Regions from separate parts of the Homo sapiens genome. Here region 1 is linked to region 2. The links are chromatin loops, found by intact Hi-C in ENCODE. Cell type or tissue: Caco-2. All regions are shown on one strand. Links, peaks and the distances in the headings refer to the core of each region. The heading gives the core; the rest is flanking DNA.

The links. Peaks named below come from ENCODE experiments on the same cell type or tissue, not always from the same donor. Only the 100,000 strongest peaks of a DNase experiment are listed, where the experiment ranks them.
Region 1: it touches region 2 in a loop (15-fold over the local background); 7 of 110 quality-filtered maps call a loop at or near these places.

Annotation. Positions count from the first base shown.
Region 1 is chr16:79,042,315-79,050,652 of GRCh38, reverse strand. The region is part of intron 8 of WWOX (WW domain containing oxidoreductase); the gene reads right to left. Among named protein-coding and RNA genes, the nearest start is that of WWOX-AS2, 550 kb to the right of the region's middle. In Caco-2, for the core only: a CTCF peak has its summit at 3,105; no DNase peak of the experiment used is centred there.
Region 2 is chr16:78,500,081-78,508,418 of GRCh38, reverse strand. All of the region lies in intron 8 of WWOX (WW domain containing oxidoreductase), which reads right to left. Among named protein-coding and RNA genes, the nearest start is that of WWOX-AS2, 4.2 kb to the right of the region's middle. In Caco-2, for the core only: a CTCF peak has its summit at 4,736 (motif pointing left); DNase peaks (open chromatin) are centred at 1,908, 2,358, 4,720 and 7,388; H3K4me3 peaks cover 188 bases.

The sequences.
Region 1 (8,338 bases), core at 49-8,048, 540 kb before region 2:
TCCTCAGCAGCTTCTTATGCAACTCAAATACAAGTGCAGTCTTGGGTCAGGGGCCCATTCTTCACCCTCCTCTCTGGATCCATGCCCCGGGCTTTGGGACTGCAGTATCCTCCCTCTCTAACCGTGAGCTCAGCCATGTGATTTATTTGGGGCATCAGTGTGTGACAGAGGAATGGGTATGCCAGTTCTGGGTCTAGACTTGAAAGTCCTTATGTGTTTTGAGTTGCTGTCTTGCATTTCTGCCCTTGCCATAAGAAAGTCATGTCTGGTCTAGCCCTGCTGGTCCCAGGAAGATGAGAGACATGTGGAGGAGAACCACCCCAGCTAAAGTGCCCCACCCATGTCCAGCCTAGGGCAGAAAGCCCAGCTGATGCAAAGATGCAGGAGCAAAACAAGCTGACCCACAGACACAGGGGGAAGCCCCACCAAAACCAGCAGGACCAGTAGGGCAGGGCAGCCAAGCCCAGCCTAGTTCTGCTGAACCCCACACACACGTGAGAAGTAAATACTGATTGCCGTGAGCCACTCAGTTGCCACACGGTTACGCAGCAGCAGCAACCAAGTCACTGGCCTATGCTTCATCTTGAAGCTCTAATGACCTGTTTAAACTCCTCCCATTCCAGACCTCCAGGGTGCCCCATACTCTGCAATCACACTGGCCTTCCCTCAGGTACAAGCATGACATGTTTTTTTCTTGCCCTGGAGTCTTTCCCTTAATGGAACCACATGCTTTTACCACTCCATGTCCTTCTGCATGGCTGGGTACTGCTCACTCTTCATATTTTAACTCAGAAGTAACTTTTTTTTTTTTTTTTTTTGAGACAGAGTCTCACTCTGTCGGCCAGGCTGGTGTGCGGTGGGATGATCTCAGCTCACTGCAACCTCCACCTCCCAGGTTCAAGCAATTCTCTGCCTCAGCCTCCCAAGTGGCTGGGATTACAGGCGCCGGCCACCACGCCAGGCTAATTTTTGTATTTTTAGTAGAGACGGGGTTTCGCCATCATGGCCAGGCTGGTCTTGAACTCCTGACCTCGTGATCCACCCACCTCGGCCTCCCAAAGTGCTGGGATTACAAGGGTCAGCTACTGCGCCCTGCCACTCAGATGCAGTCTTAAGAGAAAGCCCCTCAACAATGCCATCTGGGCTTGGCCTTCCTGATCATTCTCTGTGGAGTGTCCCAGCTGTGCTGCAAATGGGTGACAGCTGTACCAGAATATCGATGCCCCTCAAGGTTTTGCGTCCTACAACTGCCAGCCCTGAGCAGCCTCATCCACATTACTCAATTGTGCCGAATAAATCCCCTGTGTTTGCCCCAGTGTGAAAGAGCGGGCACGTGCTGCTTGCACTATTATGCTTACTTCCTTGACAAAGGCAAAATCTGGCCCTCCTCTTGTTTTTGTAAATAAAGTTTAATTGGCACACAGCCACAGCCACTCATTATGTAACAGCCATGGCTGCTTTTGAGTTACACTGGCAGAACTGAATAGTTGTGATGGTGACTGTATGGGTCACAAAGTCTAAAATATTTGCTATCTAGCTGTTTGCAGAAACAGTCTGCTGACCACTGCACTAAAGTATAAACTGTCAGAGGATAGAAACCTTGTCGCTTTTGTATCTCGGGTATCTAGCACAGTGCCTGTCCCTCAGGGATTCTCATTGCATATTTGTCCAGGGAATAGAGGAATCATGACTCCAGTGGACACCTGTGTTTAACTCCCATCTCTGTACCAAAGGCGGGGGTCCCTTACAGTTCTGGAGGTCACTCTGGGGATGGTGGTAGAGATGTGCTATATTGCAGCTGAGCCCGGAACATCAGGGCAGCTACAATGCTGGTGACCACTGTGTGGCACTTGAATTTCTCAGAAAGGTGGTAACGAGGCTCCTGCCTCCACTGGCAGCAGCCGGAGTGCTGGGTCTGCATCTGCTGCAGGCAAGACAATTTGAAAGTTTGAAGAAATAAGAACAACTCAAAGTTTAATTTACTCAAATAAGCAATTGATGCTTTAGAGTATAATTATCAGAGAAAACAAAAAAACACAACACATTCTTTAGCATACGTTATGTTAATGGCAGGTTAGGATGGCCCACTGTGCATAATTTAGCCAAACAATTGATACCAAATTTTTATATATATATATGATTACTGCTACAGAAACGAAGCACCAAGACAAAGCACAGGAGAGCTCATAATAGACACACGTGAACTCTGAAGCCCTAATTACATCACGGGGGACGGTAATCAGTTGCTGCTGAACCAAGCAGAAAATGGGGGTAATTTGTAAACAGGTAGAGTGGCAGTCCAGGTGCACCGGCATGTGTGTGGGGCTGGAGGGCTGGGGCCCCTGGGCTTCCATCTGAGCTTTGCAAGGATGGAGAGGTTCAGGATCACTTTTCTCAGCTGAAAACACAACCTCCAAGCTCTACACAGGTCAGCTCCCTCCTGGCCTGCCCTTCAGTTCAAAAAATAGAAAGTCGAAGGCTAGCTTTTTGAAGGAAGCTTCTCCATGCTCCATGAAATAGAAAATGATTTTCCGTGTCTGTGATCTGAGGCCCATTGCCCTGTATCTTCCCCTGATATCCTAGAAGACGTGAGTCCCTGGCATCTTAGGGAGCAGAGGGATGCCAGTCTATAGCCACCTTGACCACAAGGGATATTTTCAGGAGAGGATATAGTGAATTCTCCTTCCTGCAACTCCTCTGCAGACAGGAGATTTTGTGCTAGGTAATTGCTCGGGTGTATTCTGGTTCAAAATGCAGAGTCTGTGAATCTGAATCAATGAGTTGTCAGATTTCTTTCTTTCCTTCATTCATGCAGGACTACAAATCTGCTCACGTCATGGTCCTACTGTGAGCCAGTCATCAGATCGCAACCAAGAGTCACCAAGTACCTGGAATACAGCTGCCCTGTGACGTTACCTTCCATCTGCATCACCCAAAACAAACTGACAAGCAAAAAAAAAAAAAAAAAAAAAAAAAAAAATCAGGACAGTCTCAGGAGAAAGTCACCCAGTTCTGACATCCAGAACTGTAAGGGAATCGATTTGTGTTATTTTATGCCACAAAATTTGTAGTAATCTGTTACAGCAGCCACAGGACACTGATACACATGGTGGCCCCTAGAGGGAGTTCAAGACAGGATGCAGGTATTTGTGCATTAACGACATCATTTCTATATGCCAGGCTTTCATAAACCTTGGTAGACCAGGCTGACATTCCTCAGTCGATCAATCAATTAATCAATTAACCAATGGATCAATCTTCATCTGGTCTATTTCTGGCCTTGTCAAATTCATTAGCAAAACCACCATAAGCTTTTCAGCATTGCGGCTCAAGGGAATCTAAGAAAACACTTCAGACTATTAAGACTTGCTTCTCACACAAGTATTTGTGGCCTTTAAATACATGGTGAATCCATGAGGGTAAGGACAATTTGTGTCTCTTTCCCTCCCCACCCTCAATGCCTTGCATGTGCTTACTACTCAATAAATATTTATTGACTGAATGAAAGAATAAATGAATGAATGAATGAATACATATGTGAATGGCTGGAAGGGTGGCATGCTGGTTGAAAGGAGAAGCAATATTTGTGGATGCCAAGGACATATGTAAATTAAATGGCTTTGCAAATTTCTGATAAAAGGTCAGTTGCTTTATTGTTTAAACCACGGGGTCAGGTAGCTCAGGCTGGGGGTTACTTTTACATGGAAGGGAGATAATGAGTTGTGAGTTGTTTAAGAATTTGAGTAACCAATCGTATTAGGAATATGGGAAGTACGAGAAGAAGAGAAAAGAAGGACTAGAAATGGAAGAAGAGTTGGACACAAAGAGACATTTGTTGTAGTGCAGGCCTGGGGGACAAAGAGAGCAGGGTGAAGTTGCCCACACACACCCAGCCCTGGATTTCTTTTTGAGAGAAAGAGGTGGGAGCTGAATGGCTGCAGGAAGAATCTACCAGAGTCGGTTCAAAATCTCCTGCTGGGCTGAGCCAAGCTATGCTCACCGTGGAGTCCTCCTGGTGAGACAGAAAGCTTTGTTTTTCTGTGTACTGGGGAGGAACTGGGAGAAACACTCCCCGGTGAGCTCTCTCACCCTCTTCCCACCATGTGAAGATGCACAAGAAGGGCAGACATCTATGAATCAGGAGCCCAGCCTTCACCAGACAGTGAACCTTCCACTGCCTTAATCTTAGACTTCCCAGTCTCCAGAACCATGTAAAACAATTGTGGTTAAGGCCATCCAGTCTGTGATACTTTTGTCACAGCAGCCTGAACTGATAAAGACAACAGGATACAGGAAAGGAAGAACCAGAGAGAATGACTAATTTTTCTTGATCATCTACTATGTGCTGGTGCTACTATATCCCTGGGCTGAGAGCTTTACAGTTCAAGGGAAAAAAGGGAGTTAGACAAATGCAGAGAAAATGAACTAAACACTTGGATACATACTGACAATAATAATAACAGTGGCTACTTCTCTTGAGCAATGAACATGTGCTGAGCACAGTCCTGCAAGGGAGGATTATTATCCCTACAATATAGAAAAGAAAACTGTGGCCGGGTGCAGTGGCTTATGCCTGTAATTCTAGCACTTTGGGAGGGCAAGGCAGACAGATCATCTGAGGTCAGGAGCTCGAGGCCAGCCTGGCCAACATGGTGAAAGCCCGTCTCTACTAAAAATACAAAAATTAGCCAGCCATGGTGGTGTGCACCTGTAGTCCCAGCTACTTGGGAGGCTGAGGCAGGAGAATCACTTGAACCCGGGAGGCAGAGGTTGCAGTGAGCTGAGATTGTGCCACTGCACTCCAGCCTGGGCAACAGAGTGAGACTCCATCTCAAAAAAAAAAAAAAAAAAAAAAAAAAAAAAAAAAAAAAAGGAAAAGAAAAAAGGAAAGACGAGCTCCAGAGAGATTACATCACTTGCCCACAGTTGCACAGTTAGTAAGTGCACACACACACACTGTGTTAACCCACAATGCAGTTAGTAAGTGATTGAGCCAAGATGCAAAACTCAGGTGCCTCTGCCTCCAAGCTGGTCCTTTTCATTGATAGCTGATGTGCATCAGATTGTTTTGAGGCTTTAAATTCTGCCTCCGTGTTCTATTGGGAAAATGAGACTAGGAATGGAGAAATTTCTCATCCAAGTAAGGGAAACTAACAACATAGTCTCTCTTTCTGGAGAGGTCAGCTGGCAACTTTGCCCATTTCCTGAGAGTATCCTCTCACCCACGCAGATCATGATGTACATCTCTCTGGAGTGGGAGCCAGGCCACACTCCAAGCTACAAGCTGGACAACTGGGCTGATCCTTGCCAATTAAAATGCAACTCCAGCCTGCATTTCCATGTAGGTCAAATGTCCCATGAGCTATCACTGAATCCCAGAGGCTGCATATTTAATTCTGTACCCTTAGAAAGCTCTTGCTGAAATGAGGTACATCCACCACATAAGAACTTGGTTCTAATGCATAATTTGGGGAAAAGATTTAATTTAACACTTGTAAAGGTTAATGCGATAGAATTTACGAAAGAATAAATGAATGAACGAATGCCTAAAATTTGAGGCAAAATCTAACATTTGGAGAGATTGACAGGAGCAGAGCTGATCTTTCCAGAGAACTTAGCATCTTCTAGAGCTCGCTGATGCTAATTTTAACATCTACCCTTTATTGAGCAGTTATTATGTATGTAAATCTTTATGCACATTATCTCATTGATTATTGTAGCAACTCTATGAAATGAGCACTAGCATTAGCCTCATTCTACACAGGGGAGGATGGGGGACTCAATGAGGCTGAGTGACTTTACAGGGTCACAGAGCTGTTAAGTGGCAGCGCTGGGCCTTGAGGTTGGACTTTAAGATCCACACTCTTCAGCATTCTCTGACACTGCCTTCTTTTCCATTCTTCAACATCAGTCCCCTCTACAATAATCCTGCTCAGAGACCATGTATTAGGCCATTCTTGCATTGCTATAAAGAATTACCTGAGACTGGGTAATTTATAAAGAAAAGAGGTTTAATTGGCTCATAGTTCCACAGGCTGTACAGGAAACATGATACTGGCAGCTGCCTGGCTTCTGGGGGAAGTCTCAAGAAGCTTACAATCATGGCAGAAGGAGAAGGCGGAGCAGGCACGTCATGTGGCCAGGGCAGGAGCAAGAGACAGGGTGGGGGGCTGTGCCACACATTTTTAAATGACCAGCTCCCCCAACAACTCACTCACTATCGTGAGGACAGTACCAAGAGGATGGTGGTAAACCATTCATGAGAAATCCACCCCCATGACCCAATCACCTCCCACCATGCCCCACCTCCAACGCTGCAGATTACCTTTTGACATGAGCTTTGGGCAGGGACAACATCTAAGCTGTATCAGACCGCCAGCTGGAACTTCAATACTTTCAACGACGGATTTTGATGGTAACTTTCCTTCTCCCTGAAGAGCGTTTGTTGAATGCCTACACTGTGGGCCTGAAGACTCCTCCCTGAACACAGTGAACATTTGCTGTTTGGGATTCCCAGTACGTGTTCCTTTTCTTTTGCTTATATTTCAGTCTCCCTTTGGGAGCTGCGCCTCACTGTGACTCTCAGGCCACCGGGTCTGGGCAGGGCCGAAGCCTCTTCCTGGCTCTAGGAGAGAGCACATAACTCAGGCCTAATCAATGAGAGTTTCATTGTCCCTGGCCACAAGGACCAAACCACAGAAGACAAGTGACCAGAAAGGTCCGAGCAGAGTGAATGAGCGGCAGCCCTGGACTTTTGCTACAACTACTGGCCTTGGAGGCCAGAGGTACTCCACTTCCAGAGTTTGCTCTCTACATCCCATCTAAGCCTGTCTTAGAATAAAGCTAGCAGAGAAGAGATCAAAACTGAGGACCAGAGAAAGAAAGGTGTCTGATAATATCATTTCAGCCTGGATCCAGAGATTAATTCCCTGGTTATGAATCTTCCTCTGCCCAGTCTATACTGGTCAGCCTGATCCTATTTACATGACAAAAATCATCATGTCTCAAATTACTTACTTAATAAAATGTGGGTTTGTGTGTTATTAGCAAACATTAGGGTTATAATGCAGGATGGAAATTTGGAACAAATTAACTACACATGCAAGCTGTCGGATCCTGGATCCAGCTATGCCTGAACTCACGTCTACCCCTGGACTTCCCACTTACTTATCTAATGCACTTGCTTTTCCTCCCTGAAGCTATTTTAAGTTGAGTTCAGTTCTGTCTCTCATCCTCAATGTTGGTCTTAATTTTATCCTCAGAATCCACAAAGAACAAATCAAAATTTCCTGCAGAAAAATTTTTCATAAATCAAAAACCATTTTTTTAATCCTAATTTCTGCTACCATGCCACCACCTCTATTCATCTGGTAGAGGTTTAATTCACGAAGTTCATTGTAAAGTTTCCTGGCACCCTCACAGGAAACAAGTTATACATAGATTTTTTTTTCATTTAAAAAAACACTCATGTGGCCATTCAAAGCTACATCTCTCTTCTCTTCAGCTGCAAGTAGGCAAAGTCAGCACCTCTCACCTGCCCACGTGTCCAGGAAGCATCTACCACAGAGGAAATGGCAGTGCCCAGGTATGATGGGAACTCTTGATGACAGGAGAGCCTGTCCCATTACATCACTGAACAGAAAAGCTCAAAGACAAGACCAAGAGTGAATCTTAGCAGACAGTCAAGAAGGATGAGAAATGAGGGCATCCATAGGCATTTGCTCATCATGAAATTCTGACGCATCACTTAAAATCCAGGGACACATGAATAGAAGCAATAAAAGCTATTTTAATTAAATTTGAGCTATAATTCTGGGTTTCTTGTTTTGTTTTGGTACTTGCATGGTTCAACAGTATATTAGACAAATGTGCATTTGAGAAATCCTGATCAAGGAGGACAAGTTAGAAGAAAAAAAAAAAAAAACCCTGAGTATTCATCTGTCTTCCCACAAAGTCTTCCTGAAGCTATTCTTGCAAAACCTTCTGCCCACTGGCACTGTATGCGTATGATTAACTGCACTTGAGCCCAACAGCTTGCATGTATAGTTAATTTGCTCCAAATTTCCATGCTGCATTATAACCCTAATAATCACTAATAATAGACAAACCCACATTTTATTGAGTAAGTAATTTGAGACATTATGATTTTTATCATGCGAATAGGATCAGGCTGACCAATTTACACTGGGCAGAGGAAGATAAATAACCAGGGAATCAATCTCTCCAGCACAGACTCTGTCTCTTGGCAAAATGATATACATTGATCAGGCAAGAAACCCAGCTCCAGGCCCTGCTAGGCAACAAAGTCAATGAACTTCCATGTTCCAAGCCAAAAGGT
Region 2 (8,338 bases), core at 159-8,158:
CCCTGGGCCACAGTGGAGGAAGAATTGTCTTCGGCCACGCATAAACTACACTAACACTAACAATAGCTGATGAGCGTTAAAAAAAAAAAAAAAAAAAAAAAAAAAAAAGGCCGGGCGCAGTGGCTCACGCCTATAATCCCAGCACTTTGGGTGGCTGAGGCAGGAGGATCACCTGAGATCAGGAGTTCAAGACCAGCCCGGCCAACATGGCGAAACCCTGTCTCTACTAAAAAAATACAAAAATTAGCAAAGCTTGGTGGTGGGCACCTGTAATCTCAACTACTAGGGAGATTGAGACACGGAGAATTGCTTGAACCTGGGAGGCAGAGGATGCAGTGAGCTAAGATCATGCCACTACACTCCAGCCTGAGTGACAGAGCAAGACTCCGTCACACACACACACACACACACACACACACACGCACGCAACCAAAAATCAAAAAACACCACAGTCCATGCATAAAAGGTCCGTGCATAAAAATCCTGATGTTCTAAGAAAGTTTACAAATACGTATGGGGCCACATTCAAAGCTGTCCTGGGCCACATGCGACCCGGGGGCCATGGGTTGGACAAGCTTGTCTGAACAGGTGCGAATTCGGAGGATCTTTCACGCCTTATTAATCAAGGCAGGATGCTGAGAATGGCTCTGCGCTCAGCACACGGCACAGTAAGACTGTGTTTCCTCCTCTACCATATTATAATTCAAGCAAATCCTCAACAGGTAAGAACGCATGCCAAGAGGTGCAATGCTGATCTGGCTGGAGACGGGACCAAGGCATTTCTCAAAGAATGTCGAGTATGGGGGTGATATGTGTGTGACACTGATGTTGCATGCCTGCTTACTCAAGGATAAGATGCCTAATAGGACATGCAGTGGGTCTCTCTGCGTGTATTTTCAAAACATAAAAACACAGGCAGCTTTTTATGGACCAACCGGAGTGGAAGTATTCTAAAGTGTTACCCAGAAATGCCAGAGCTGTAAAATGACTGAGATATAAACTAGAATATTCTATCACTTCTCAGCAACATTGTTTGTTTCCTTTTGACTTTTTATTTTTATCCCAAGGGTCAGTTGCTTAAAATAAGCATTGATGTTTCCTAGGCACAATTTACATTTTGAATGTGAAGTCCAATCTATGGTTCTTGGCTGGGGAAAAAAATTCTTATTTACGTTTATATATTACTGCTAATCTTGTCTTTAAATATAGTCAGCACACAGAAATCACTCATGTTCTGTCTCCTCAATAGACTCCTGATTCTTTTCATTTGTTCTCTGTTGGTTGAATGAATAGAAGAACACTATCAAAGTCTATCACTTTATTTGGGATGATGTTGCTCCTGCTAGAAAGATCTTGCTTCTCCTCCAGGGTTTATGACAACAGCACAGGTTAGAAGGGACCCTGAGGTCGTGCACGGTGGCTCACGCCTGTGATCCCAGCACCCTGGGCAGCTGAGGTGGGAGGATCACTTGAGGTCAGGAGTTCAAGACCAATATGGCCAACATGGTGAAATCCCGTCTCTACTAAAAATACAAAAAATTAGCCAGGCGTGGTGGTAGGTGCCTGTAGTTCCAGCTACTTGGGAGGCTGAGGCAGGAGAATCACTTAAACCTGGAGCCAGAGGTTGCAGGGAGCATACAGAGATTGTTCCACTGCACTACAGCCTGGACAACAGAGCAAGACTCTGTACAAAAAAAAAAAAAAAAAAAAAAAAAAAAAAAAACACACAAAAAGGTAGAGATCTTGAGCCTGAAAAGAACTCAAGTATAGCAATGACCAGACCTTGGGTAGGTAATAATTAATCACCACAGAACTTTGAACAGCCTCCACTCCAAAGCTCTTCCCACTTAGGGGATTCTGTGTCCCTGCATCCAGAAAAGGGACAGATATAGAAAGGGAGGATGCGGTCTCACCGGGCCATAAACATGTGAGTGGGCGGAGGCAGTCTTGGAGACTCTGAATATACCTTCCGGGGGTGGAGGGAGTCAAAGGAATGCTCAGGCTCTCTTTCGTTTTTCTTCTCTGTCTTGGGTAAAAATGACGTGTTATAAGCACTCGAGCTCTGCTCTTCATTTTTATAGAGTGGCTAAGTCACTGACCAGATTCGTTTCCGAAGCAAAAGCGATATAGAGTGTCAGCACGCGCCAAAAACACGCTTGGACTCTTGGCCAGGAGAACACAGCCTGTGTGTCCACAGGGAGAACGAAGAGGCCAAGTTATGTTTGGAGGGCTGCCTCCGATTTCTGGTGCAGTCTTTTCACGTCCACAGAAGTCACTACCCAAAAAACTCGAAGCCTGTCCTCCCCTTCTCCAGGCAGCCCCTGCTGGCCAAGCGAGGAGCTCTTGGACGCAGACCAATCCGATACTCAGCAGAAGATCCAGGGGTGCAAGGGTCGGGAAGGGGCTGACGGGGAATGGTGTGTCTTCTTGCCGGATCATTTCTCTCCTCTGGCGTTCAGCCAAGGAAATGCGGTTTGCAGAGCCAACCGGGTCCTTCTCTCTCCAAATCACATTGCTCATGATTAGGGAGAGAAAGGCCGAATCTTCCTCCATGGCCCTGGAGTCCTCTCCACCCACTCTCTCTACAGAATCAGATCATCTGGGTAATTTTTAAAGTGTAGTATGTGGGCCAGCTGGAACTAGTTGCCTCTTCCTGGCCAAATGCTTGGGGTTTCTTCCAGCCTTAAGCCTGCATGCTCCCTGTGCTAGGGAGAGCAGAGAGGCATGGCCAGGACTGGGAATGAGGGTGTTGCTAGCCAGACTTCCCAGCAACTTCCTGAGTTTGGAGCAAGCCAGAAGCGTGATTTTTTGGTGAGGCTGGCTGGCCCCAAGAGGTAGGGCACTGGGCGCTGTAGCCCAGCACTTCTCTAGAGCCCAGCAGAGTCTAGGTATCCAGTGCTTGAACAGTCTCCCTGGGCTGCCCAGGCCAAATCTAGGTACGAAGCGTTAAAAAAGTAAGATGATTTTCAGGGAGAAACAGATTGGCTTTCTCCAGTCTCTTCCATCTCAGAGTGTCCTGAGCCCCACTCAGAGGGCCTGGTGGACCCGAACTTTATTCTAGAAACTAGGCTAGTTAAAGAAGGCATTGTCAAGCCAGAAGCTGCCTCGGAGTCTTGGCAAGTGTATTAACTCAGTATGAAATAATATAAACAGAAAAGAACAATATTCTGTTTTCTCACTCCAGGCATTCTAGAGGCTGACGATTAGAATTCATTTGGGATGGGCCACAGCTTTCAAAAGTAAGTTCTGTGTATTTAAAAGATCTTTAGATTTGAAGTTCTGAAGAGTGGGGGCTGCCTGGTGTGAACGCTCTAAACCCTATTGTGCTTCGGCGGCTCAGAAAAATTCAGGAACAATAATATCCCTTAGAGGAGGAGAAGGAACTGTGTGAAATACACCATTTATCTCCTTTCGTGCACAAAGGCATATACATAAGCATATACAAAAACACATCAATTTATACATTCTTTTCCGGGGAGTCCTGCAACGTTTCCCAGTCATTATTTATATTAATTAATGTGGGTTTGGTTTCGAAACTGCTCAGATTAAGAACTCGAGATATTCTAGAAAGTAAATAATCCAGCTGTTGCCTACCACAGAGAGCCCTGAGCACGGATGCATAAGCTCTGGATTTGGCATGTAAACGGGGAGGCTTCATGCGTCCGTGGCGTGGTTCCAAGCCCCATGACCAGCCTCACTTTTGCAATTGAGAAACTGGAATTAATTCTCCCATCCTCCCCGATGCACAGAGATGTGTTCAGGATAAACCGAGTCATATTTCATAAGTTCTGGGTGCTAAAGGGGAAAGAAAGATAGTATTACGAAGACACTGGCATCACGACGCCCACTTCTGGAATGAGCCAGTCTGTTGAGCATTTACATAACAAAATAGCAATGTACTTTCCATGCCATAGCAACCCTGGAAGAAAACTGCGAGGTGGAAACCCTGGACAATTTGTATGAGGATTCTTGAAAATCTGAGATAGACAAACGCATTCTGAGAGATCAAGCTTGCTTATAAATGTTGGTTCATAACAATGTAATCTACATATGTGAATCTCAGAAAGTACCTTTCTCCTGGGAATTTCTTTCAGAAAAACAATCTTCTTTAGTTTACTGTTTTTAAACCTTTTCCCCCTTCAGGGATACTTTACCCTCTAGACTTGCCAAAGAGCCATTTCCTAATATATCCTAGAGAATACATGATTTCATTTTTCCACAGATGCATTTCTATACACCTGGTATTTCAGTTATTTATTAACCATGCCTAGTTTTGTAGTTTCTAGCTTTGTATCTTTGAAGTCATTAAAACTTAATAGGAGAATTAATCATAAAAGAAATCTATCAAACACAGTTGCCAAGCACTTTTTTCCCCCTGACTGACATCTTTAAGATGTATTTGAATGTTATTTATTTCATCACACCCAGGGAATAAAAAAAACATAACTTGCAGCTTCCAAGTTCAGAGAAAGCATAAAAATGTGATTTACTATTTATTGTACACTTAGTCGCATGCATATTATATATTGCATGTTAATCTTCAACTGGCTAAGTTTAGCAAATTTGACAACACTACTGTTTGCTAGAGAGGAAAAAGAGTCGACATCTGTTCTCTTCCAGATATGAATCCTTCTTGGAAGGAATCAGAAATACTCGCAGGCCTTCTAGTTTCTGGGTAAACTGATAGAACACAGGCTCTTTAACTGGACAGTCAAACCACAATGCCCCCTGGTGGTGAAATCATGCATATACACATGTAAGTGTTTGCACCTTGTGAATATTTTTAAGAAGAAATCTTATTTCTAATGGTGTGGAAATGTTCTTTCAGTTTTAAAAATGCAAAGACAAAGATCATGGCACATCAATTATGCTTTTAGAGAGAAAATAAAGAATCGCTTTGCTGTGAGTAAAATTAAAGATGCATTTAGTTTATCAAAATCACCTTGATCAAAAAAAAATTTTTTTTTTTTACAATAAGGAATTATATTTAAATTCCACACTGAAGATCTGGAGTATGGGGGGGATATAGGAATTTCAGCATATGTATTATCTGAACTAAATTTACAAAAGTGGAACAGTTGGAAGGTACTTATAGGTAGACCTGAGGGTCTGTTACCTTATTTTCAGTTCAGTGAAAATGAAATGAGAGCAGATTCCAGATTTTACCAGCGGATGGAAGACTCCATCTTCCCATCATGCTCTCAGCATGCACCTCTGATAAGCAGCTTAAAGGGAATTTCCTGGGGTCAGACATAAATAGAGATTCTCAGGTTCTCTTAATCCAGACACACATCGCTTGCGAGTTAGGCCTCATAAATCTCAAAAACAGTCAGCAACATATGAAAGGCAATGTTGTTAGAAGGCTCAAATACATTAAATGGGAACGTCTGAAACATGGACTCATTAATCATACAAACACTGCCGAGGCTGTGTAGTAATCAAAGATCGCAGCACCTTCCTTTCTTAGACAGCATCTCATTTCGCTCCTTGCTATCGCTGGAAGCAGGGAGGCCCAGAATAGAAAACGCCATTGCCTTCCTTCTTCACCTAAGGAGGAGCTCAGCCATTAACAGTTACGAGTCATACTGTAAGTAGAGCATGAAAAAAATCACCAACGTATCCCAGCCCCCTTTTCGAGATCTGCTGGCCTTGGCAATGATGACTTTTTTCTGATGCACAACATTTTAAGACACTTGCCCAGTGTCATAGACATCACTGCCAAGACATGTCATCAAAGGATATTGGAATGAAAACAGAAGTCCATGCTGAAACTTGTGGACAACACAGATGCTCATGGCAGCATTATTCATAATAGACACAAAATCCATGAACTAATGAATGGATACACAAAATGTGGTATATCCATACAATGGCGTATTACTTAGCCACAAAAAGAAATGATGAACTGGTAGATGCTGTCGCAGGGATAAACTTTCAAAACATGATGCTAAGAGGAAGAAACCAGACACAAGAGACGACTAACATATCACTCTATTTATATGAGGTACGCAGAATAGGTAAATCCATAGAAACAGCAAGTAGATTGGTTAGTGGTTGCCAGGAACTGGAGAGAGGAGGTATTTGGGGTGATGACTAAGGGGTCATTTTCTTGGGTTAATGAAAATGTTCTAAAACTGATTGTGATGGTGGATGCAAACTCTGAATACACTAAAAGCCATTGAATTGTACACCTTAAGCAGATGAATTATATGGTAGGCACATTATATATCAATAAAACTATTAAAGAAAATGAAAAGGATATTGGAGGGCTAAGGGCAGATAGGCCCTGCAAAGCTCCAGTGGATGTGTGCCTGGGAAGGAAGACAAGTATAAAGAAGAGAATAGCATTAGCATCCAGAGAAGTTGGCTAAAACCCTGAGTCAGGCTACGATACAATTCTTACTTTTGCAAAGGGGATAAGACTCAGGTCCATGCCCCCAGAAACCTTCTACGTTAACTCTGAGAGGAACCGAAATCTGACGATGGGCAGGTGGGACCACAGTGGTTTTCACCTTTCATTGCCACCCCAACCCCACCGCAACATCCTTCCCCACCATGGAGCCTGATTTCATTAGCCCAGGGCATCGCTAGTTTCACGTAACTTCTCAGATTCCAGCAGTTTGGGAGGCTGAGGTGGGTGGATCACTTCAGGTCAGGAGTTCGAGACCAGCCTGGCCAACATGGTGAAACTCTGTCTCTAATAAAAGTACAAAAATTACCCAAGCATGGTGGCGGATGCCTGTAATCCTAGTTACTCGGAAGGCTGAGGCAGGAGAATGGCGTGAAGCCAGGAGACAGAGGTTGCAGTGAGCCAAGATCCCACCACTGCACTCCAGCCTGGGTGACAGAGGAAGACTCCATCTCAAAAAAAAAAAAGAAAGAAAAAGAACTTCTCAGGTGGTTCTAACGTACAGCCCAAAGTGAGCAGTACAGTTTGAAAGAGAGCCAGCAAAAAGGTTGGAACTTTAAAGAAAAGCTGGGTGAGCTATTTTGCAGGCTGTCTCAATTTCTTACACATTCACAGATACCTAGACACTGCTGCAGCCGGCTAGAGGAGGTCATCTTAAGCTCTTGAAAATCTGAAGATTTTCATAAAGAATGCCAAAACATTTACACAAACAAAGATATCTGAACCAAGGGGTCTGCTTTTATTTATTTTTTTTTTATTTTGTGTTTTTACAACATGCAGGTGCTGCTCCAAAAAAGTTTTTCAAAAAAAAAAAAAGAGAAAGAAAGAGAGAGAAAGAAAAACATGTATTGCAGTGAGGGTATTTATGTTCAAAGTTCAGAAATTTGTGGGCATTAACTGAGACCTGGAATCCCTGCCATTCAGCTGACCCTCTGCCCTGCCCAACATTCTTCACTGTTAAATGCCTAAGAATAATAGCCTCCTCCACCTGCACCCCAGCAAAGTGAAACATATTTCCCTGGCTGGGTTTTAAGTCAAGCTAAACACCAGCAGACCTAAGCGTGGTACCTGCATCACTTGGCCGTCCAGAGAAAGAGACACACTGGCTTTGAATTCTTTTGGAACTTCTTTGAGCCAGAAAATATCGACTCCTAGCAGGCCCAGCACAGGCGCTGTTGTACATGCTCTCTGGGTCTGTACTGATCAATGACAATTTTGGTAAACACTGCCTGAATAATTCATCATAGAAAAAAGCTTTCGAATTAAATGATATTACTGGGGCTTCCAGCACAAACACACACGTGTTCCCGAAAAGCTAGTCCAGCTGGAAGACTGCTTGGAATAACCACGATGATACCCAAGCTAAGCCCCCCATTTTATAAATTGTAATGAGTCATCTACCTACCCTACCCTCAGTCATAGGAAAATGCTGTTGGAGCCTCAGCCAGGTGTTCCAGCAGCATGCACCTGGCACATCTTGCTATGGCTTCTCATGGTAAAATGCTACCATGGTTAACCCAACGCGGCAGCATGCAGCGATCTAAAAAAAAACAAACAAAAGCGGAACAAAGATAGATGAAGGGAAAAAGGAAGGAAGGAAGGAAAGAAGAAAAGGAGGAAGGAAGAAAGAAATGCAAAAATGTTGGCTGTATTTTGTGCAGAGTAAAACTGAATGGCAGCGGGAATAATTCAATTTAATCTTGGCAAGCGGAATGGAGACTTAGGAACCACAGCAAATGCCAAGCAATTCATACCTTCTGTTTTATTTTAAAGCCCCACCTTTCCCCACTGCACAAAGTCACACACACAATTAGTACTGCATTGACCGTAGGACTGGCAAAATTCTACACCAAAAAGCTATCCTTGGCTCAAAATGAGCTCATGCATTAGAATGGCACACCAAAAACCTCAATGTGTGCTTTGAACCAT